6 separate regions of the Homo sapiens genome follow, and all the other regions are linked to region 1. The links are chromatin contacts, found by Hi-C or POLR2A ChIA-PET in ENCODE. All regions are on one chromosome and are shown on one strand. The core of a region is the stretch at or near the end of the contact, and the rest is flanking DNA. Distances in the headings are between cores, read along the strand shown. Region 1 holds the start of PMAIP1 (phorbol-12-myristate-13-acetate-induced protein 1). Region 2 holds the start of HMSD (histocompatibility minor serpin domain containing). Region 3 holds the start of VPS4B (vacuolar protein sorting 4 homolog B). Region 4 holds the start of BCL2 (BCL2 apoptosis regulator). Region 5 overlaps BCL2 (BCL2 apoptosis regulator). Region 6 overlaps BCL2 (BCL2 apoptosis regulator).

The links. Hi-C counts contacts between places; a loop is a spot of excess contacts on that map. ChIA-PET counts read pairs that join two places held with the same protein, here RNA polymerase II (POLR2A). Pooled maps may share reads with other maps.
Region 2: a loop to region 1 is called in a map with no recorded cell type, with 9 times the contacts of the local background. The contact joins the promoter of HMSD here to the promoter of PMAIP1 in region 1. A Hi-C loop is called at or near these places in 2 of 37 single-sample maps with no recorded cell type and 7 of 50 pooled maps.
Region 3: a map of naive thymus-derived CD4-positive, alpha-beta T cell shows a loop between it and region 1 (12-fold over the local background). The contact joins the promoter of VPS4B here to the promoter of PMAIP1 in region 1. A Hi-C loop is called at or near these places in 1 of 168 maps with a recorded cell type or tissue (naive thymus-derived CD4-positive, alpha-beta T cell) and 8 of 50 pooled maps. POLR2A ChIA-PET finds 5 or more read pairs at or near these places in 1 of 52 experiments (activated naive CD4-positive, alpha-beta T cell).
Region 4: a pooled map shows a loop between it and region 1 (6-fold over the local background). The contact joins the promoter of BCL2 here to the promoter of PMAIP1 in region 1. A Hi-C loop is called at or near these places in 4 of 37 single-sample maps with no recorded cell type and 9 of 50 pooled maps. POLR2A ChIA-PET finds 5 or more read pairs at or near these places in 1 of 52 experiments (activated naive CD4-positive, alpha-beta T cell).
Region 5: a loop to region 1 is called in a pooled map, with 18 times the contacts of the local background. The contact joins the enhancer-like site here to the promoter of PMAIP1 in region 1. A Hi-C loop is called at or near these places in 7 of 50 pooled maps. POLR2A ChIA-PET finds 5 or more read pairs at or near these places in 2 of 52 experiments (OCI-LY7 and activated CD8-positive, alpha-beta T cell).
Region 6: a map of naive thymus-derived CD4-positive, alpha-beta T cell shows a loop between it and region 1 (8-fold over the local background). The contact joins the enhancer-like site here to the promoter of PMAIP1 in region 1. A Hi-C loop is called at or near these places in 1 of 168 maps with a recorded cell type or tissue (naive thymus-derived CD4-positive, alpha-beta T cell), 3 of 37 single-sample maps with no recorded cell type and 10 of 50 pooled maps. POLR2A ChIA-PET finds 5 or more read pairs at or near these places in 1 of 52 experiments (activated CD4-positive, alpha-beta T cell).

Annotation. Positions count from the first base shown.
Region 1 is chr18:59,898,353-59,901,635 of GRCh38, forward strand. It overlaps PMAIP1 (phorbol-12-myristate-13-acetate-induced protein 1), which reads left to right and starts at 1,644. Exons shown (of 2, transcript NM_021127.3): 1 at 1,644-1,883. The coding sequence starts at 1,826. RefSeq lists an enhancer at 733-1,484 and silencers at 1,241-1,650, 1,801-2,010.
Region 2 is chr18:63,947,680-63,950,962 of GRCh38, forward strand. HMSD (histocompatibility minor serpin domain containing) reads left to right here and starts at 1,622. Exons shown (of 4, transcript NM_001123366.2): 1 at 1,622-1,721. RefSeq lists a silencer at 1,460-1,689.
Region 3 is chr18:63,420,939-63,424,221 of GRCh38, forward strand. VPS4B (vacuolar protein sorting 4 homolog B) reads right to left here and starts at 1,538. Exons shown (of 11, transcript NM_004869.4): 1 at 1,295-1,538. The coding sequence starts at 1,321. RefSeq lists an enhancer at 1,406-1,705.
Region 4 is chr18:63,318,243-63,321,525 of GRCh38, forward strand. It overlaps BCL2 (BCL2 apoptosis regulator), which reads right to left and starts at 1,527. Exons shown (of 3, transcript NM_000633.3): 1 at 932-1,527; 2 at 1-710. The coding sequence starts at 424. RefSeq lists silencers at 149-388, 1,744-1,933, 2,094-2,303, 2,334-2,403.
Region 5 is chr18:63,211,656-63,214,938 of GRCh38, forward strand. The region is part of intron 2 of BCL2 (BCL2 apoptosis regulator); the gene reads right to left. Among named protein-coding and RNA genes, the nearest start is that of BCL2, 110 kb to the right of the region's middle. RefSeq lists enhancers at 2,441-2,941, 2,661-2,890. Within about 2 kb of position 1,741, at least 3 of the 41 ENCODE cell types and tissues checked have a DNase peak (open chromatin) inside an H3K27ac peak, as active enhancers do.
Region 6 is chr18:63,159,525-63,162,807 of GRCh38, forward strand. All of the region lies in intron 2 of BCL2 (BCL2 apoptosis regulator), which reads right to left. Among named protein-coding and RNA genes, the nearest start is that of BCL2, 160 kb to the right of the region's middle. RefSeq lists enhancers at 1,307-1,426, 1,837-2,076, 2,167-2,456, 2,657-2,706. Within about 2 kb of position 1,672, at least 31 of the 41 ENCODE cell types and tissues checked have a DNase peak (open chromatin) inside an H3K27ac peak, as active enhancers do.

The DNA.
Region 1 (3,283 bases), core at 394-2,893:
TGGCTTCGACCACACTTCAAACCTAGTTTGCACTTTTGGAAAATGGATCCCACGTTGTCAGAGATTCTGGTTTTCCAAGAGATGCTGGAATCTGGGTTTTTCATGCAATCCCTCAATGTTTAAAATGTTGGTAATCAATTCAAATTTTTACAATACATTTTGAAGGCCAATACTGTAAACCAAACTAAGCACTTCTAGGGAGCCCATGCAACGAATTTGCAATCTTTTCATTAAACAGCACAGCTAATATGAAAACACGCTTTTTTTTTCTTTTTCTTTTTTGAGACAGAGTCTTATTCCGTCACCCAGGCTGGAATGCAGTGGCGCGATCTCGGCTCACTGCAACCTCCGCCTCCCAGGTTCAAGCGATTCTCGTGCCTCAGCCGCCCAAGCAACTGGGACGACAGGCGTGCACCACCAAGGCCGGCTAATCTTTTGTATTTCAGTAGAGACGGGGTTTCACCATATTGGCAAGGCTGGTCTCGAACTCCTGGCCTCAAACGAACCACCCGCCTCGGCCTCCCAAAGAGCTGGGATTACAGGCGTGAGCCACCGCGTTCGGCGAAAACACACATTTTCTAAGAAACTGATTGCTGGGAAGGCTACAGTGGGTAAGAGCTCTTGCTCTCTGTGGGCCTGCCTGGTTCGGAATCAGGGCAGTGCTCTCTGCCTAAGTGAACTTGGGCAATTTTCTACAAACCTCAGTTTCTGCACCCGTAAAGTAGCAACGGTTGTTCTGAGGACGGAATGAGAAAATGCATGTCAAAGTCCTTAGCATGAAGCGGCTCTCAGTAACCGTTAACCACTCCTAATTACTCCTCTTCATAATAGTAGAATTACTCATGGCCTCGCCAAACATTATGCAAATAATTTCACGTTCCCAGGTAGCTCAGCCCTCCCACAAAAGATTTGAACGTTTTCCATATGATAACGATCCACTCGTTTTTGCTAAACATCCACAATGGGCGATATCGACCTATCTGGAAGGACACACACAAATCCCTTCCCAACTCAAACACGATGTTCTTTCTGGCTGGCACCAGGGCTTCTGTTTGCAGTGACTTCCTGGGACCCGGAGCTTTCTCACAGGGCCTCTGGCATCTCCTCTGCGGTGATTAAGGTTCTTCTCATTTCCCTTCCCTGTTACTGCCCATACTCTTCAAGTTCGAAAAGTTTCCTTTTCCAATCTCTTTTCTGGGCTTGTTTACCCAAGTCTCTAATTGCCAAGGCCTCTGGTCTCTCCCCACCCACAACGTTCCTCCTGGTTAAACCCTTCCCCTCCCGCCACTCCCAGCTCCCGCCACTCCCAGCTCCCGCCACCACTGCCGCTGACGACGTCCAGCGTTTGCAGATGGTCAAAGCCGACCCCCTTCTCCTCCCACCTCGTTTTGTAAGGAAGTAATTTCGGGGCCGAGCGCTCTGCGCCCCCCGCCGCGGGTCGGCGCCGCCGCGGGTCGGGAGCGTGTCCGGGCAGGTCGCGCTCAGCGGGGTACTTCCCCGCCCGCGTCCCGCGTCCGCTCCCATAACGCCGTCTGCGGGGCGGGGACAGGGGCGGGGACAGGGGCGGGCCGGGCGTCTAGTTTCCCTACGTCACCAGGGAAGTTCTCACTGGACAAAAGCGTGGTCTCTGGCGCGGGGATCTCAGAGTTTCCCGGGCACTCACCGTGTGTAGTTGGCATCTCCGCGCGTCCGGACACCCGATCCCAGCATCCCTGCCTGCAGGACTGTTCGTGTTCAGCTCGCGTCCTGCAGCTGTCCGAGGTGCTCCAGTTGGAGGCTGAGGTTCCCGGGCTCTGTAGCTGAGTGGGCGGCGGCACCGGCGGAGATGCCTGGGAAGAAGGCGCGCAAGAACGCTCAACCGAGCCCCGCGCGGGCTCCAGCAGGTACCGACCCGCTGGGGCCAGCGAAGACCCAGGCCGGGCGGGGTCGGGGCCGGGGTCGAGGTCTCGGCTGGGGCGGGCTCAGCTCGCCGGGGCTCAAGCACAGACTGCACGGGGGTCAAGGTCGGGCCAGGTCTGTGCCCTGGCGCGAGCCTTAGGGGCGCCTCCAGAAAGTTCTTCGGGGTTTTTCCCCAGGACCGGCGGGTACGGCGGGTACGGCGAGGGACCAAGCCGGATTTGCGATTGGGATGCAGCTGCGTTTCACCAGGGGCAAAAAGCTCCTTTCCTCCTCTCTTTCCTCCTCGCCACTTGCCCTTCCCCGGGGCCACGAGGAACAAGTGCAAGTGTAGGCGGCTGTCTCTAGGAGAAAGTCATTGTCGCGGCAGAAGGGGCAGGAGAGAGCCCCGGGGACCGCCTGGACTCCCAGCGCTTCCAGAGACGGCCCCACAAGGGCCCCTGTGTTCAGGAGCCTAGAAAATCTTGTAACATTTAAATAATCGATATTGTGGGAGGTGGGGATAGGAGAATAGGAGTTAGTCCGCTCCTTTTTTTCATTCATTCATTCGCACTCCCCACCCCGATACATACAGCTCCATCGTAAGTTTTCAGGCCAGCGCCCCGGCCCCATGCTTTTTCTAAATCTAAACAGAGAACCCAGTCACTGCCCAGAGCCCGAAGTCTGTGTGGGCCATACTGCTGTTGCATCAGACGATTATACGCCCCCCCCACCTTTTAAGTTACTTTCATTTTATAGAGCTCCTGGGGCGTGCGAAGGAAGTGGTGCATTGCAAATGTGACCATGCCTAAGTTGGTAACAGGCTGCTGTCTCTGGCGCTTGTGTGGGATGGAAAAAGCTTTGTCTACCTTTTGTGATGTCTTAGGATTCTGACCTTGTTTCTTTCTGAAGGATCTTACTTATGCATAGCACTTTCTGGTCCGACTTAATTCCCAAGAACAGGAAGCAGCACAAAGTCCCTCTTAAACTTGATTTGATTGATACTAATACATTTATAGGTGTGTAATGCAATTTTTAAAAAATTAAGGAAATGACCGGGAAGTATTTTCTGCCTTGTTTTCTACATTTTTGGTGAAAGGGATAACTTTTCCACTTAGAATTCAGGGCTTCCAGTGTCGGACGCTGAATGGTATTTGGTTTTTCTTTTAGAACTGTATATTAATATATCTCAATCTCTGTAGACAACATGTCTATGTAAATACTTCCCAACATATTTGATCTTGTAGCCCATAAAGAATAACACCTTAAGGGATTTATTAGGTCTCTTGGTGTAGGAGTTAGGAAAGATTTCACTCACTTCTTGTAGAGAGAAATTGGTTGAAATATAGGTTTAAGATTTTGCTTTACTATATATTGACAGCTTTGATTTATTTTGAGCCTAAATACG
Region 2 (3,283 bases), core at 372-2,871, 4.0 Mb after region 1:
ACGTGGATCAATTTCTTGAAAGACACAATCCGCCAAAAGTCACACAACAGGAAATAGAACATTTGAATAGGCCTATATCTACTAAAAAAATTAATCAATAATTAATAGCCATCTAAAATAATTACCAGACCCAGATGGGCTCACTGGTAAATTCTAAAAACAAATTAAGAAAACGTTTACTCCAATTCTCTAAATCTCTTTCAGAAGATAGAAGCAGAAGAACTACTTTCTAATTCATTCTATAGGGCTGGAATTACTCTGATAACAAAACCAGACAAAGACATTAGAAGAAAAGAAACTTAAAGACCAATATCTTTCATTAGTATAGATGCAAAATCCTGAACAACATATTCACAAATGAAATCAAACTATGTGTAAAATAGTTGGATTATACATTGTGACTAAGTAAGATTGATTGCAGGTGTACAAGACTAATTCAACATTTGAAAATCAAAGGAATCCGTCATATCAACAGGTAAAAAACAGAAAAAATCCTCAAAAAATTGCTAGCAACTCCAATTCAACAACACATTAAACAGATCACTCACCACGATCAAGTGAGATTCACCCGGGTATGCAAGTATGATTCAATATACACAAATCAATAAATGCGATACATTGCATTAAAAGAACCAACAACAAAAACTGCACGATCATTTCAATAGATGCCGAAAATGTATTCAGTAAAATCCTACATCTCTTTATGATAAAAATCCTTAACACATTGGGTATAGAAGGAATATACCTCAAAACAATAAAAACCAAAATGAAAAACCCACTGCTAATATCATACTGAACAGGGAAAAATTGAAAACCTTTCCTATAAGATCTGCAACAAGACAAGGATGCCCAGTTTCACCCCCTTTATTCAGTATCTGACTGGAAGTCCTGGCCGGGGCAATTAGGCAAGAAAAAGAAACAAAGGACACCCAAACTGGAAAGAAAGATGTAAAATTAGCTTTGCTCACCAATGGTATAATCTTATAATCGGAAAAACCAAAAGACTCCCCTCAAAAACTACTAGAACTAATAAATGAATCAGTAAAGTTGCAGAATACAAAATGGATATAAAATATCCGTAAGATGTCTATACATCTACAGTGAACAGTCTGAAAAAGAAATCAAGAAAGAAATCCCACTTACAATAGCTATAAGAAATATGATGTATAAAATACCTAGTAATCAATTTAATTAAAAAAGTGAAAGACTTCTACAAGGACAACTATAAAACACTGATGAGAAAAACGTGAAGAACACACACAGAAAATGGACACATATTCATGCTCATAGGTTGGAATAATTAATGTTAAAAGTACAATGCTACCCAAACAATTTACAGATTGAATGCAATCCCTGTCAAAATACCAATGTCATTCTTCACAGAAATAGAAAAAAAAAAAAACCCTATAATTTGTATGGAACCACGAAAAACCCCAAATAGCCAAAGCGCATTATCGCTTCTTGACTGAAAACTCCCGGACAGTTGGGGCTTTTTCCTGCACAGAGATTGGCCACTTCCTGCACATCAGGAGATCCCCGCGGCCTGCGGGACCCGCCCCGCCCTCCTGCCCAGGCGCCCGCTAGGTGGTGCCTGGCTGGGCCCGACTCCGCCCGCCTCCCCATTCACTGGGAACTAACACCCGGCGCCGCTCAGACATCTCTATTCCCGCCTCTCCGACCCGGTCTCACTTCGCTCCTGGGCAGCTGCGCGGAGAACTGGGGTAGGTGTTTGACTTTGGGAGTGGTTCCCACACGCTGGATTCTCGTTACCTGCTCTTGAGCCCAGGAAAAGGGCGGGAACCTACGAAAGGGAAGCCCAGTGAAGTGCTCAGCGCACCTGTTGCTCCAGACCTTTCCCTGGGGCTGTCCTTCTTTACTCGGTCTCTGGCGGGGGCTCCCTAAGGGCAGGGACTTGGCTGCACTTGGCTGTGTGCCCTATGGGTCCAGGCGCGGGGAGGGGAGGCCAGGGCGAATGGGCGCGGAGCTGGGGGGTGAAAGTCCTGCCTGGGCTCCACTCATCCTGCAGGAGCTGGAAGTAGGTACAATGAGGCCTCCCACCCTGGTGAAGTTTATGTTGGGCGCTGGAAGGGGCTGTGAGGCCTGGGACCTCCAGGAAAAACAACAGCAGCAGTATTTATTTGTCGGTACCGAAACTCGTATGCTCTCAGTATTCAGAATTTGTACTTGACATTCCTCCTCCTTTAAAAGAAACCAGGAGAGGCGTTGATAGTATGTTTTTGGACTGGAAAAAAATCAAAATGAGGACGATACTGTTGCCAGAAAGCAAAAGTGTTGGGATAGTGTAAAAAGAAAGTAACCAATTTACAGAGATTCCCAGTAGACAAGTTGTGAGAATTTGCTCAAGAACAAAAACCAGTATGTGTTAATTGAAATACATGTTACAACAAAGCCAAGAAAGAGTCCTTTAGTAAATTCAGATAAAACAAGTAAAATGGGCCAGGCGCGGTGGCTCACGCTTGTAATCCCAGCACTTTGGGAGGCTGAGGGGGGCGGATCACGAGGTCAGGAGTTCGAGACCCAGCCTGGCCAATATGGTGAAACCCAGTCTCTACTAAAAATACAAAAATTAGCCGGGTGTCGTGACATGGGCCTGTAGTCCCAGCTACTCAGGAGGCTGAGGCAGAAGAATCGCTTGAACCTGGGAGGCAGAGGTTGCAGTGAGCCAAGATTGCACCACTGCACTCCAGCCTGAGGGACAAAGCGAGACTCTCTCTCAAAAAAAAAAAAAAAAAAAAAAAAAAATGTAAGATGAGTTTAAAGGAGGCAGGAAATAATTTCAATAATGTTTACAAGAAATGCTGTGTGATGATTCATATACGACTGCTGTGTAGGAATAGTGACTATAGGCACCTAGGTTGACAGGCACAGTGGTTACAAAAACCAACCTGAAGGCCTAAATATTAAACCAGGAGACTTTGAAAGCCAACTTGTGGATAGAACTCTGTGTTACGCAAATCAGATGCACGAGAACCTCAAATAGTATTTCATTTCAAGGAAAGGCATTTGGCAAAAAAAAGAAAAAAGCAAATTTAATAGTTGTCTTTGCAAAATCCCAATGTAGGACCAAACTGCAAAATGGTCCTTACATTTGTTTGGCTTTAAAAAGCAGTATGACCTGAAAAGTAGCAGTGTCAGGTCAGTCAGAGCCCATGTCCCAACCATCAATCTGGCAGCCCCATCCTATTGTTTTTGTGAATAGGAGATGGTCTGTTATTAATTTAACCCCAGAAAAGTATTAAAATAAGCATTACCATCACCCTAG
Region 3 (3,283 bases), core at 288-2,787, 3.5 Mb after region 1:
GAGGCAAGAGAATCGCTTGAACCTGGGAGGTGGAGGTTGTAGTGAGCTGAAATCACGCCACTGCACTCAAGCCTGGGCGACCGTGCAAGACTCCGTCTCAAAAAAAAAAAAAAAAAGAAAGAAAAGAAAAGGAAAAAAACACAGACAAATCAACACTTGACTTATTCCACAAAATGAGTCATTGTTGCAATTATACAATTATAATATTTTGTGAAAGATAACAATTATTTTAATAATCTTCTAGGTCGATTTTCAAGATGAAAGTCCCAAGCAAGCCTCCTTTCCCACTCTTTTTGTGTATGTGTGTGTGAAATTTTAATCTCTGTTTAAGTGGGTCTACTTTGAGTGGTCTTTCTTCAGAATCAATTATCATGGGTTAAGGAGTTCTTCCATTACCTTTGATGCCTCTGTCAGGCACTCCAATAACTGCTTGTTCAACAAACTACCGGAAGTCCACGACGGGGACTCAATACAAGTATTTTAGGCTACTCTTTTGTGCCTTATTGACTTACTGGACTGGGAGTCCTCTACATTAAGCCACATTACATTCTAAACGCCACTGAAGCCCTAGATCCATTCTGGGGATGGGAGACACCATTACATTAAGAAATTTCTTTTCTGAACGAATTCCATTCCACAGAGGACTAACGATTAAGCCTAAAATCTTAAGATTCCATGATTTGTGTACAAAACACTGTGCTCATTGCGGTAGAGGAGGGGAAGTGGAGCCACACAGAGGTTTAAGAATACTCCTCGATCTTACACACTACCATCTGGGAGCCACAGGAGTGTGCACATAAATTCAATGACTTCACGGAGATTGCATGCAGGCTGGCTGTAATCTCAGATTCTTGGTCTGTTCCCATATCTCTACTCACCTGACAGCTCAGAATGAAGGGGTCTGCTGTCAGCTTGAGAAACTAAGACCGAACTATGACCACCCTATCTTCAACTGGTCCAGAATAGGGCTTTGCAAAAATTACGTTCTTTCTTTCTCCGTTAACCCTGATTGGAGAAACCTGCCCAGATCTTGGCTGGTTTGGAAGCGGGAAGTGTCAACAAAAGTGAAGAGTCTCACAAAGCCAGTAGCTCGGGAGACCCCAAGAGCGGGCCAGAAACGACCTTTCCGTTGGAAAACGGGCCCCTCTCCCACCTGCTGCAGGTCCCCGGACCCGCCCTCCTGCGCCTCGACCACAGGCGCGGCCGCTTCCTCCCTTCTCCCCGCCCCCCACCCGCTTCTCGCGCCTCCCCTCGATCCCAGCTCCCTAGGGGGACGGGAGATGAGCAATGATACCTGGAGGTTGGGCGAAGTGGATGACATGGCGGAGTTCCCAGGCGGTTCCCAAGGGAACGAGGGGCGAGGAGAGCCAACAGCAGCAACGTCGAAGCGCGCACGGGGTAACAGCCCTCAAACTGGGGAGGCCGGTGGTTCTCGGACCGCGAAGGGCAGCCTCCCTTCCGGAACTTGTTTTAGACAACACTCTCTCCACCAGAGCTCCGACCCTCCCCACCAAACTTCCGCAATCCCGAGGCCCTCTAGGTTCTGGTCCCGCCTCTGCTCCGGGCACTTCCGATTTCGTCATCAGCACGCGCACCCAGTCACCAGACTCCCTTCTCTAGCCACAGCGCAGGCCCTCCCTGGGCCGGGAGAAGTAGCCTGGAAGCCAATCGAGCCCTGGCGGAAGTCGGGCTCGGCGCAGGCGCACTGAGACTCTGGCCTAGGCGCGGGCGGCAGCCTGGCAGACCTAGGAGAGCGCAAGCGCGGAAGCACAGAGCCGGGTTTTGTTGTTTGTTTGTTCCCCACCCCCGGGGACGTCTTTTACTTTGAGATGAATTATTGGCCCCGGCTCCCTTCCCTCCTCATCCACATGCTTTGTTGCCTCGTAGCTTTTGAGTGAAAAAGTCGTCCATTTCCAAGACCCGCCGACTGGGGGCTTTGGGCCTGTGACTGCGCCTTCACTCCGTGTCCTCTGTGGAATGGGGGCGATCACCGTCCTCGTCTCGGTGGTGAATAATTCAGGAGGGAGTGCGCGGTGAGGCGGCCGCACAGCGGTGCGCTAGCAGTCAGGCCGCGGGCGGGTCGGCGCTCGTTCCCGCTTGTTCTTCCCACGCCACTCGGCATCTTCCAAATGACTGTTGTGTTGGGAAGATGAATGTAAATAAGGCGTGGACGGCCGCTGTCCTCGAGTATGTGGTCTGAGAGGGAAGCACTTGTCCTGTAAAATGGGCATATCAGATATTATTTATGCCAGTTATGTTTACAAGCAAATGGCTTGAGGAGGTTGAATGCGTCAGGGATTAGAGGCAGAACCAAAGTAAAACCCTTTCTCAGCCTTCCTATGGTTTGCAGCCACCACCACCCTTTTCTTCTTTTCATAGTTAACATTCTCAAAGGAAAGCAACATAGATGTTTAATCACTCCATCATTTTTTTCTCACTCATTTCTTAATTTTTTCTCATCTGGCATCTCCGAAAGAATTAAAGTCCTCTCCTCTTCCCTCTTCATTGGTATTGTCAACTACCCAGTTCTTGTTTGTCCAGCTTCCCAATATTCCTTATCTGCTTCCTTCACTGTCTCCCTTTCTTACTCCTCCCTGAGCTTAAGCTGAATTTACTCAAGAGTCTGATGTCCTCTTCTCTCTTCACCTCTGCTCATCTAACTCTCTTCTTGAGCTTCAGCTATCAATAGACTAGAAATTGCTTCAAATCTGGATCTCTAGACCCACCCCATCCCCAGCCCAGCATTTACAACAGCCTCCCAGAGGTTTCCTTCACAGGGTTTTTCTGCAAGACAAATTCAACATACTCTAATTAATTACCTTCTACCCTAAACTTCTTTCTCTGGTCTCTCCTTAGAATAGTATTGCCAAATCTGTATCATCCAGGCTCGAAGCACAGAGCCCTCTCTCTGCCCTGCATCTACCCGTCCTTTCTTCCCACTTGTGAATTTGCCTTCGCAAAATGATGACTGAGACAGTGAAAGAGATCTAACTTAACCAACTCCATCTTACTTTTAACCTCCAAGCTGTCCTTGTACATTCCTGAGCATAGGCTGAACTAACTGTGGGAGAAACTGAGTTTATAATTTAAGCAAAGATGGGCCGGGCGTGGTGACTCACGCCTGTAATCCCAGCACTTTGGGAGGCCGAGGTGGGTGGATCACTTGAGGTCAGGAGTTCGAGACCAGCCTGGCCAACATGGTGAAACTCCATCTCTACTAAAAATACAAAAATTAGGCCGGGTGTGGTGAGTCACGCCTGTAATCCCAGCACTTTGGGAGGCC
Region 4 (3,283 bases), core at 277-2,776, 3.4 Mb after region 1:
CCCCGTCCCTGAAGAGCTCCTCCACCACCGTGGCAAAGCGTCCCCGCGCGGTGAAGGGCGTCAGGTGCAGCTGGCTGGACATCTCGGCGAAGTCGCGGCGGTAGCGGCGGGAGAAGTCGTCGCCGGCCTGGCGGAGGGTCAGGTGGACCACAGGTGGCACCGGGCTGAGCGCAGGCCCCGCGGCGGCGCCGGGGGCAGCCGGGGTCTGCAGCGGCGAGGTCCTGGCGACCGGGTCCCGGGATGCGGCTGGATGGGGCGTGTGCCCGGGCTGGGAGGAGAAGATGCCCGGTGCGGGGGCGGCCCCCGGGGGCGCGGCGCCCACATCTCCCGCATCCCACTCGTAGCCCCTCTGCGACAGCTTATAATGGATGTACTTCATCACTATCTCCCGGTTATCGTACCCTGTTCTCCCAGCGTGCGCCATCCTTCCCAGAGGAAAAGCAACGGGGGCCAACGGCACCTCTCGCCCCAGCTCCCACCCCACGGCCCCCAGAGAAAGAAGAGGAGTTATAATCCAGCTATTTTATTGGATGTGCTTTGCATTCTTGGACGAGGGGGTGTCTTCAATCACGCGGAACACTTGATTCTGGTGTTTCCCCCTTGGCATGAGATGCAGGAAATTTTTATTCCAATTCCTTTCGGATCTTTATTTCATGAGGCACGTTATTATTAGTAAGTATTGTTAATATCAGTCTACTTCCTCTGTGATGCTGAAAGGTTAAAGAAAAAACAAACTAATAAGTAAAAAATCAGGTGCGTTTCCCTGTACACACTGAGTGAAAGCAGGGCATACACACTACAAGTAACACGGCTAAAAAGAATGTATTAAGCTGCCTGGAAATTAAATTTACTCGAATGCACTTTAAGTAAAAAATCTCAAAGGTTTCCATTGAAAGTTACATTAAACCAATTTCCTGTGCAGAGAACTTACTTGTATTTTTTAAGTACAGCATGATCCTCTGTCAAGTTTCCTTTTTGTAAAACCAAAACAAATGCATAAGGCAACGATCCCATCAATCTTCAGCACTCTCCAGTTATAGCTGATTTGAAACTTCCCAATGAATCAGGAGTCGCGGGGAGAGGGAGTAAAAATTAGGAGGATTTCCAGATCGATTCCCAGACTTCTGCTTCACAGAAATGTCAATCCGCAGGAATCCCAACCGGAGATCTCAAGAGCTCGAGAAAAAAAAAAGGCAGCGGCGGCGGCAGATGAATTACAATTTTCAGTCCGGTATTCGCAGAAGTCCTGTGATGTTTTCCCCTTCTCGGCAATTTACACGCGCGCACACACGCGCGGGCACAGGCATGAATCTCTATCCACGGGACCGCTTCACGCCTCCCCAGGAGAGAGACAGGGGAGAGGGGACGATGAAGGAGCCGGGGACGGAGGCAGGAATCCTCTTCTGATTAAACTCCGAACAGCAAATGCATTTTCCGAAAAGCTGCTGGATAAATGAAGGCAGGACGCGCCTGGCCCGCCGGTGCCGAGCGCTAGAAGCCCGCGCTGTGTGTGGTGCGGCGAGGGGTGGGGAGAAGGAGGTGGTGGGGGAGGGTTTTATTTTTTCCCTCTTTTCCTAAAAAGGATGACTGCTACGAAGTTCTCCCCCCTGGACCCCCTCTTCCGCTGCACCCCACCGGCGCACCCCGCCTCCGGGCTGCGCACCCTTTCTCCTCCTCCTGGTCCTGCGCGGCGGCGCTGGCTACGGCCGCCTCCCGGAGCTCCCGCCGCGCAGCCCGCTCCGAGCGCTGACGGCCGCCGGCAGGGAGGGCCCGGAGCCCCGGCACCTTCGCTGGCAGCGGCGGCGGCGGCAGCGCGGCGGGGCCACGGAGAGCGGCGGGCGGGAGCGCGGCGGGCGGGCGGGCAGGCGGCGCGGAGGGGCGGGCGCGGGAGGAAGGGGGCGGGAGCGGGGCTGTGGTGCCTGTCCTCTTACTTCATTCTCTGCACAGCCCGACCGGTTTCCTGTGCGTAACGTCACACGGTTCATTCAAAAAAAGAAGAAAGAAAGAGCCCTCCTCTGAGCCACCCGACCGCCCCCTCCGCCCCGCTCCCTGGCCCGGGTTAAAGGCGCCGCGGCAGGCCCGGGAGTGGCGCGTCCCGCCGGGGGCACATGGCGCGCGGGGCCGCGGCCGGGGAGGGCGCGTCCGGGCCGGCCACCCGCCCGCTCCGCTGCGCCCGCGGGGCCCGGCCAGTGGGTGGCGCGGGCGGCACAGGCCTCCCGCGCGGCCGCGGCGCGGTGGGTGTGCGCGGGGCCTTCTGCTCAGGCCTGCGGCAGGCCGCGTGCGGACTTGGTGGTCGCTGGGGTCCGCGACGGGGTGGGGGCTCCCGGGGAACCGCACGCGGCCGGGCCGGGCGGACGACGGAGTGCGGAGGGGGGCGGCTGGCGGGAGGGTGCGCCATGAAAACAAGGGCTGGAAAAGCGCCGGGAACCGCCTGGACCCTTTCTGGCCGTGTGAGTGTGTGTGGAGTGTGTGTGTGTGTGTGTGTGTGTGTGTGTGTCTCGCCTGGACCTTTTCTAGCCGTGTATGTGGGAGTGTGTGTGTCGCCTGGACCCTTTCTAGCCGTGTATGAGAGTGTGTACACGCGCCTACACACACACACGTTGTGTTACCGGCGCTCGGCCGCCGGGGGAAGACCCAGGCCAATGCCGCCCCCCACCGCCCCCAGCAGTGGGACCTCAGCGCTGCCCTGCTGTGAAGACAGGTGACTCTGCACGTTTTAAGCAATGTCTAGGGACGCCCCGAGCGTGGTGTTTACTTTCAAGTAGCTTCCTAGGTGTCCGCGCACTACACACGCACGCGCATCCCCGCCCGTGTCCACCTGAACACCTAGTCCGTGGCCCAGGCCATGCAGAACTCAGCGCTCCAGGGAAGGGGTTTATCAAGGGCTTTACGACAGTTTAAGTCAATGTTTTCCCTCTGTCCCTAACACCTTTTACACTGGTTTAGTGCTACACGATGAGGACTTCCATATAGTAACTTTCAGGCCCACCGTCCTAACGCTGGGGTGGGTGGGCTCCTAAAGGTCTCCACCTTTGCCTCGTAGCCAATCCTAGTTGGCCGCACTTTCTCAAATGAGGTACATAGATACACACATACACATTCACACTCGCAGACGTGTGTACGCGCAAGCAGACAGTTTTAAATTAATCAGCATGAATAGCCCCTAGCAAAAAAGGACAAGAGGACAAACAAGTTGCACGTGTGTATTTTTATCTCCAAGAGTCTTTGACAAAGCACCAAGAAAAGAAAAAGGTCTTCTAGAAGCACAGCGGCTTACTTAATA
Region 5 (3,283 bases), core at 491-2,990, 3.3 Mb after region 1:
AAATAAATAGGTACTCGACGATAGTATGTGTTGTTGCTGTGTAGTTCTTTTGCTCCTGAACAGCAAATACCATTGGACTTGGCATTGTCCTACTGTGGCTGCAAGCTGTGTCTCACCACAGCTAACGCCAGTGCAGAGGAGCCATGCCACGCAAAGGTCCCCTGCGGCAGCACCAGCCTGAAGCTCTTCAGTCATGAAAATCAGGGAACACGTCATTGATGACTGTCCTGGTCCTGGCACAGGTTTTACCAAAATGCAATCAGGTTTCGCCAGAAATGCAGTCATGTGACTCCTTTCTTCTCTGAGGGAGGATGGTGTTCATGAATGCAATGGTAGCATATGACATTTTTAGTTGCCCCTAACCATGTGGCCCTAAAAATACTCCATTTAGGTCAGGTGTGGTGGCTCACGCCTGTAATCCCAGCACTTTGGGAGGCTGAGGCAGGTGGATCACAAGGTCAGGAGTTCGAGACCATCCTGGCCAACATGGTGAAACCCCGTCTCTACTAAAAATACAAAAATTAGCTGGGCGTGGTGGCGGGCGCCTGTAGTCCCAGCTACTCGGGAGGCTGAGGCGAGACAGAATTGCTTGAACCCAGGAGGCAGAGGTTGCAGTGAGCCAAGAGCATGCCACTGCACTCCAGCCTGGGCGACAGAGCGAGACTCTGTCTCAAACAAACAAACAAACAACAACAACAAAAAAAACACAAAAAAACTCCATTTAGTAGCTTTGAAAATTCCAAGTTTCCTTTAAAGAAGGGAGGTAAGGAAGGAAATTATGATGCATTTAACAGCCACGTGAAGTAGACAGTCTCATTTTAGAGATCAGAAAACCAAGGGTAGAGAGTGAGTATCACAATAGGTGGCCACAAGCCACAGTGGGAACTCAGGGAGCTTAGGTCAGGATTCCAAGCTTTCTCAAATAAAAGTTGCTACCTTGGCCGGGTGCGGTGGCTCACAACTGTAATCCCAGCACTTTGGGAGATCCAGGCGGGCGGATCACGAGGTCAGGAGTTCGAGAGCAGCCTGGCCAACATGGTGAAATCCTGTCTCTACTAAAAATATAAAAAATTAGCCAGTCACAGTGGCACATGCCTGTAGTCCCAGTTACTCAGGAGGCTGAGGCAGGAGAATCACTTGAACCCAGAAGGCGGAGGTTGCAGTGAGCCGAGATCACACTGCTGCACTCCAGCCTGGGCAACGGAGCGAGACTCTGTCTCAAAAAACAAAAAAAAAGTTGCTACCTTTACACAAAGGATGAAAAAGTAGGAAAGAGACTGCAGGAAAGGAATGTGAGAGAGGAAAAACATAAAGAAATTTCAAATTTGTGAATACACCTTTCCCCTAACTCATGTGTTGTTCATGATTAGGACTAAGTGCTGAAGCCAGAGGTGACCCAAATTCTTAGGAGCAGAGGAGGACAGAGGCAGGCAGGTAGGCCGATTCCTGCTGGTTCTCTGTGTTACTTTTGCTCCCATAACCTCCCCTACATAGGTTGGTTTCAGATTCTCCAATAAAAATGTATGTTAAAACTGTAAAAACAATAAAACATGCAAATCTCTTCCATTTGCAGCCAATTGTTACCATGCAGGTATTCTTCCTGGCAAATATTCAAATGTCACCAGCATCACGTGCTTAATATTATTTTAGTCAATATGATTTGTGTCAAAATCGCCTGAATTCAGTGATTGTTGGATCTCATTATCACCAATGTAGGTCCTCACACCACACCCCTCACTGCTGATGAACTCACAAGAAAGACTTCATACTTTAAGAACTAGTATTTTCTTAGAAAAGGAAGAAAAAAAGCAGTTCTCAGTAAAAGATAAACCACAGAGCAACTGGGTTCAGATGAGTTGTACACATTAAACCACACACACACACACACATAAACACACACACACACACACACACACACACACACTATGAAAATGATGTTGAGGCATTGTCTAATCCACAAATGTGAGTAAGTTCATAATTTAGGAGTTAAAACGAGAACCCTACTCATGACTTTTCCCGGCACTGAGAATGCACTGAAGAATGATGAAATCACACTCCAGATTACCCCATTTGTTCTCCTGACAGCTCTGTGGACCATTATCATATAGAGGCCCTTTGCTTGGTGAGACCCTGACCACTTGACATTCTTTCTCAGAGCGGGCTGGTCAGAGTTCTCTCGACGGCAGAATCTACAGGGCCCACCTCAACGCACAAGGAAGCCCCAGGCCCTCAGGGACCTCTAGGTCCCAAAAAACAGTGTCAGATAAAGAAATTAAGAGGGGGCTGGGAGAAGCACTCTGTCAAATAGAAAGCCTATCCACAGAAAACTTAGGGATGAACAGAGCTAAGATGGGCTGATGACCTTGAAGTTGCAGCCAAAATGATGAGGCCAGGTGGGCTTGCTGGCCAAGAAATGCAATCTCAAGAGTGGGCCATGGCTGTGATGCCCAAGCCTTTTTGTGATAAAGCTAAGAAATACGGGAGAAATGGAAGGGAGAGGGGCAGAACAGACAAGGAAGATGGGAAGCAAGAAGGACAGGAAGTGCCAGCAGACACCAGCAGCAGGGACGAGTGCAGAAAGTGTCAGACAATCCATGAATTGGAGGAGGACACCCAGTGAGGAGGGAAAAGGGATTGGACTGTGCCACCATCTCTGTAGGGGAGGTGAGACAAACGTCCGGTGCAGCTCGGAAGATGGCCTGGAAGGCCTAACCCTTCCACCTGCCTGACTCCTGACACCACGACATACACAGTTATTTTTAAAGTGTTTAAAATATAAACCACATTCATGGGAACTTGAAGTCAGGTCTCACCCTGACATCCATCCATCTGTGTATTTTCAAGGTTGACTCAAATGTTGAAAAGTCACCTGTGATGTGTTGTACCATTTGAGCTTTTGACAAAAACTATAAAGAAGCAAATTAAACCAGGAGGGAAATTTCTAGCTGCCACACTAATCAAAAACTGTCGGGTAATAAAAAAAAAAATCATGCTAAAAATAAAATTACATTTCGGGCCCTAAGGCTCATTTCTTTTCTTTTTTATTTATTTATTTATTTATTTATCTATTTTTGAGACATACGCTCACTCTGTCACCCAGGCTGGAGTGGAGTGGCACGATCTTGGCTCACTGCAACCTCCGCCTCCTGGTTTCAAGTGTTTCTCATGCCTCAGCCCCCCAAGTAGCTGGGACTACAGGCATGTGCCACCATGCCCAGCTAATTTTTGTATTTTTAGTAAATGGGGTTTCACCATGTTGGCCAGGCTGGTCTCAAACTCCTGA
Region 6 (3,283 bases), core at 422-2,921, 3.3 Mb after region 1:
CATTTTTACAAATGCATTTAGGGCCAAATGCACTGGCTAATTTTGATAGAATGTAACAGAGACAGGAGAAGCAGTCCATCTCAGTGAGTGAGTGGACATTTATTAGGCATTCACTTTTCACAGGCCTGGGATATTAGGTATTGCGGGGGTGTTGTATTCAGGAAATAGAAGTCAAAATCCAATTGAGTAGGGAAATGAGCCAAACAGAAATGGACACAAAGACACCAAAAACACCTACAAAAACACAGATGAATGTGCAGAATCAGCTGGAGTTTCTATGAGCTGAGCTGAATCTGCTCACCTTGCAAAGATTTCCCCGCACAGTGGGGACTGCCCACGCGTACGCATTTCTTAGTTTCTGCTGGCCAACTCGAATCGTTTTCAGCGGGGTCATTTACATCGTGTCCACTTTTTCTGGTTTCCAAACTCAACCCACTTTATTATCTTAAGAGTTTTCATTCTCAGTATCATTTACATACAACAAAATGAATATATCATGTGTACAGTTTTATGAATATTGACAAAGGCATACATCCCTTTAACTCACTCCCCTATCAAGATATGCAGCATTTCCATCCTCCCAGAAAGAGCCCTTGGAGCCACTTTGTTTTTAAATTATTTGCATCTGAATATTTTTGAGTGGAGATTATCAAAGCCAAATGTGTGGGAAGAAAGCCTAATCATTAATCATCTACTACAAATACAGGTAGTAAAGGTTTTGAAGATGGTGCGTGAGCCTGCACAGACAAGTCTGCGGGATTGGGTCCTGTTATGAAATGCCAAAGGGGCTTTTTAGCGACAGGCACGTGGGCCCCTCTCAGCCGCCCTGTCGGCACTCAGATACGCAACTAAGACCGAGTGGGTTTCTTTTCTGGTTTTGTTCTTTAGGCATCAGAGTTTACATGTTTAGAAAGAGGGAAGTTGAGGCTGAATAGTCACATCCACCATATTCTCATAGGGGCAAATGTTCTCTGATTAGGAGGGCTCAACCACAGTGCAGAGTCCCCTCTTCCAAAATTCTGTTTCAACACCGAGAGGAGTTCACATGACCAGGCAAATTAGAGATTTTCTTAGCATTTCCTGTTTCCCAGATTTCAGAGGAGCCCTTCAGGGAATGTCTGGCCCAGGGTAGCACATTCAGGATGAGGGAAAAATGGTTATTTTTAGGTCCCTCCAACCATCACATTCCTCCCTGTCTCCACTTGGGCACTCTGTTGTTCTAGTGACCTGTCAAAGGGATGGGGGCGGGGCTGCGAGAAAAAAGCCACATCGCTTCCTTTGGGGTGGGGGTAAGGGTACCCCTGCTCCAGGGGTCCTAAACTGCTCACTAGCCCTTCTGCTGGAGAGGGACCAGAGGTGGAAGACCTGCCAGAGTGAGTGCCAGGCAGCTCTAGACTTCTGGGTATTCATTTCTCATAAAAGGTTGCAGTATTTCCTGGACACCTGAATTCTATGTCTTCACGGCAAAAACAATTCAAAATGTCCCAAAACATTATGCAGGAAGGAGTTTTTAATTTTTTTTAAATCACTTTTCCAAAATGGTACCCTGAGGTGATCCTGTCTTCAATCTCCCAGCAATGAAAACAATGTGGTTGAAAAGTTGACAGCTTTCAACCCTTGAAAAGGTCACCTCCCTGCCTCACACCCTCTCGTAAGTATTAAGAGCATAACGGATATTTTGAGTCACATGTATTGTTCTTTGTTCATTTGCATTTGGTGAAATCCCCCCCTTGGACCAATTTAGTAAGCAGTGCCTTGGGCTTCCTTGGTGATTGTTCTCTTGTCTTCTGTATATTTTTTCCTGTGAAAAAAATTTAGACTCAGCCAGTGAAATGAAGTTGCAGCCTCTGTCACTGATGCTTTCTTTTTGCTCAGATGATCTTTCCATCTCGCTTGGGACAGAATTCCTTCTTCTTTGCAACGAATGAAGACCTTCGAGGCTCAGCTGAGGCCCTTGTACTCCAAGACTTTCTGAAAGCTCCCTCGCCCCTCCCCATCTGACCTTCTGTTGGACTGACATACTTCTCCATATTTCAGCCTCAGATGGCTTGGTGTTCACCACTAGACTGTGTTACTGAAAGTTAATCAAGGGTCCTAGGGCCATTTACAAAGTGGGACTGTAAGAGAAAGTCTAGCTAGATGGAAATGTATCCTAAATACCCCCAAGTCCCAGCACAGGGGTTCCCATCAACAAAAAGCCTCACCTCCAAATACATTGCTGAGGACGCAGGGCCCCGTCTTCCCACCTGACGCACTACACACCACGTCAGCTGTCACAGGAGGTCTGAGTGCTTTATGAAGCTGCCTGCTTTCTCTCTTACCTCCATGTGTAAGCCAACCACTCTGGCTTTCAGAAACATATTTCTTTCTCTATGAGTAATTTAAAAGTGACTCATCCTCAGCCTCACCAGCCGGTCCATGTGACCTGCAGTGCTGGTTGAGTGTTATCTATAGATGTGTAAACCAAAGCAGTTCTTAGAACACAGATTCCCCCTCCCACGTGCTGTTGATTTCCCTTTGCTACACAGGGAGGGAACGATGTCAGACATGAGCAGCCAGGGACTGCCCGCTCCGCACTCAAATCTGGAATGTGTCCATTAGAGGAAACAAAGGCCATCACCCAGTGACAGAAAAGAAGAGACAGGCAAAAGGCCTAATATATTTATTTTAGTATTAGCAGACCATCAAGAAGCTCTGAGAAAACTCCACAAAAATTGAAGACGATGATGACCCATATAAACAAAAAACTGCTCAAAGTTCTTTTTCTGAGCCAGTAGAAATTTAGACCTCATGAAACAGAGATGACACCCACACCCACCCCAACCAAAACCCCACCAACACGTCTTCATTGCTCAATCAGAAACACATTCCTGGGATCTGCTGTGGTTTGTCTTGGGAACTCACATATATGAACATGTTTTTATTTCTTCAACTTGCCTTTATTCCACCATCACCAAAGAATGGTGTCAGGCCCAGCTCGGGGACACTACTGGTGCAGGCAGGCACGCGGGTGACACAGCTGGCCAGCATTCTAGATCGTGTTTCTTACCTCTTTCTCACTTCCTATTTTCTATTAAACCAAATCTGAACTCATTTGCCTGCTTTGTGAAGACCTTCATAATCCAGCTACTGTCGCCTGATTTTCTAGCACCATCTATGCTCTTGGCACAATTAATCCTTGGCTACCACTAGGGCAGCATCCTCACTGCTCCTCCAAGGAAGACACCAGAGCCTTCATTTCCATGCCTTCACCCTCCCAAACCCCCAAACTCTGCCCTCCTTC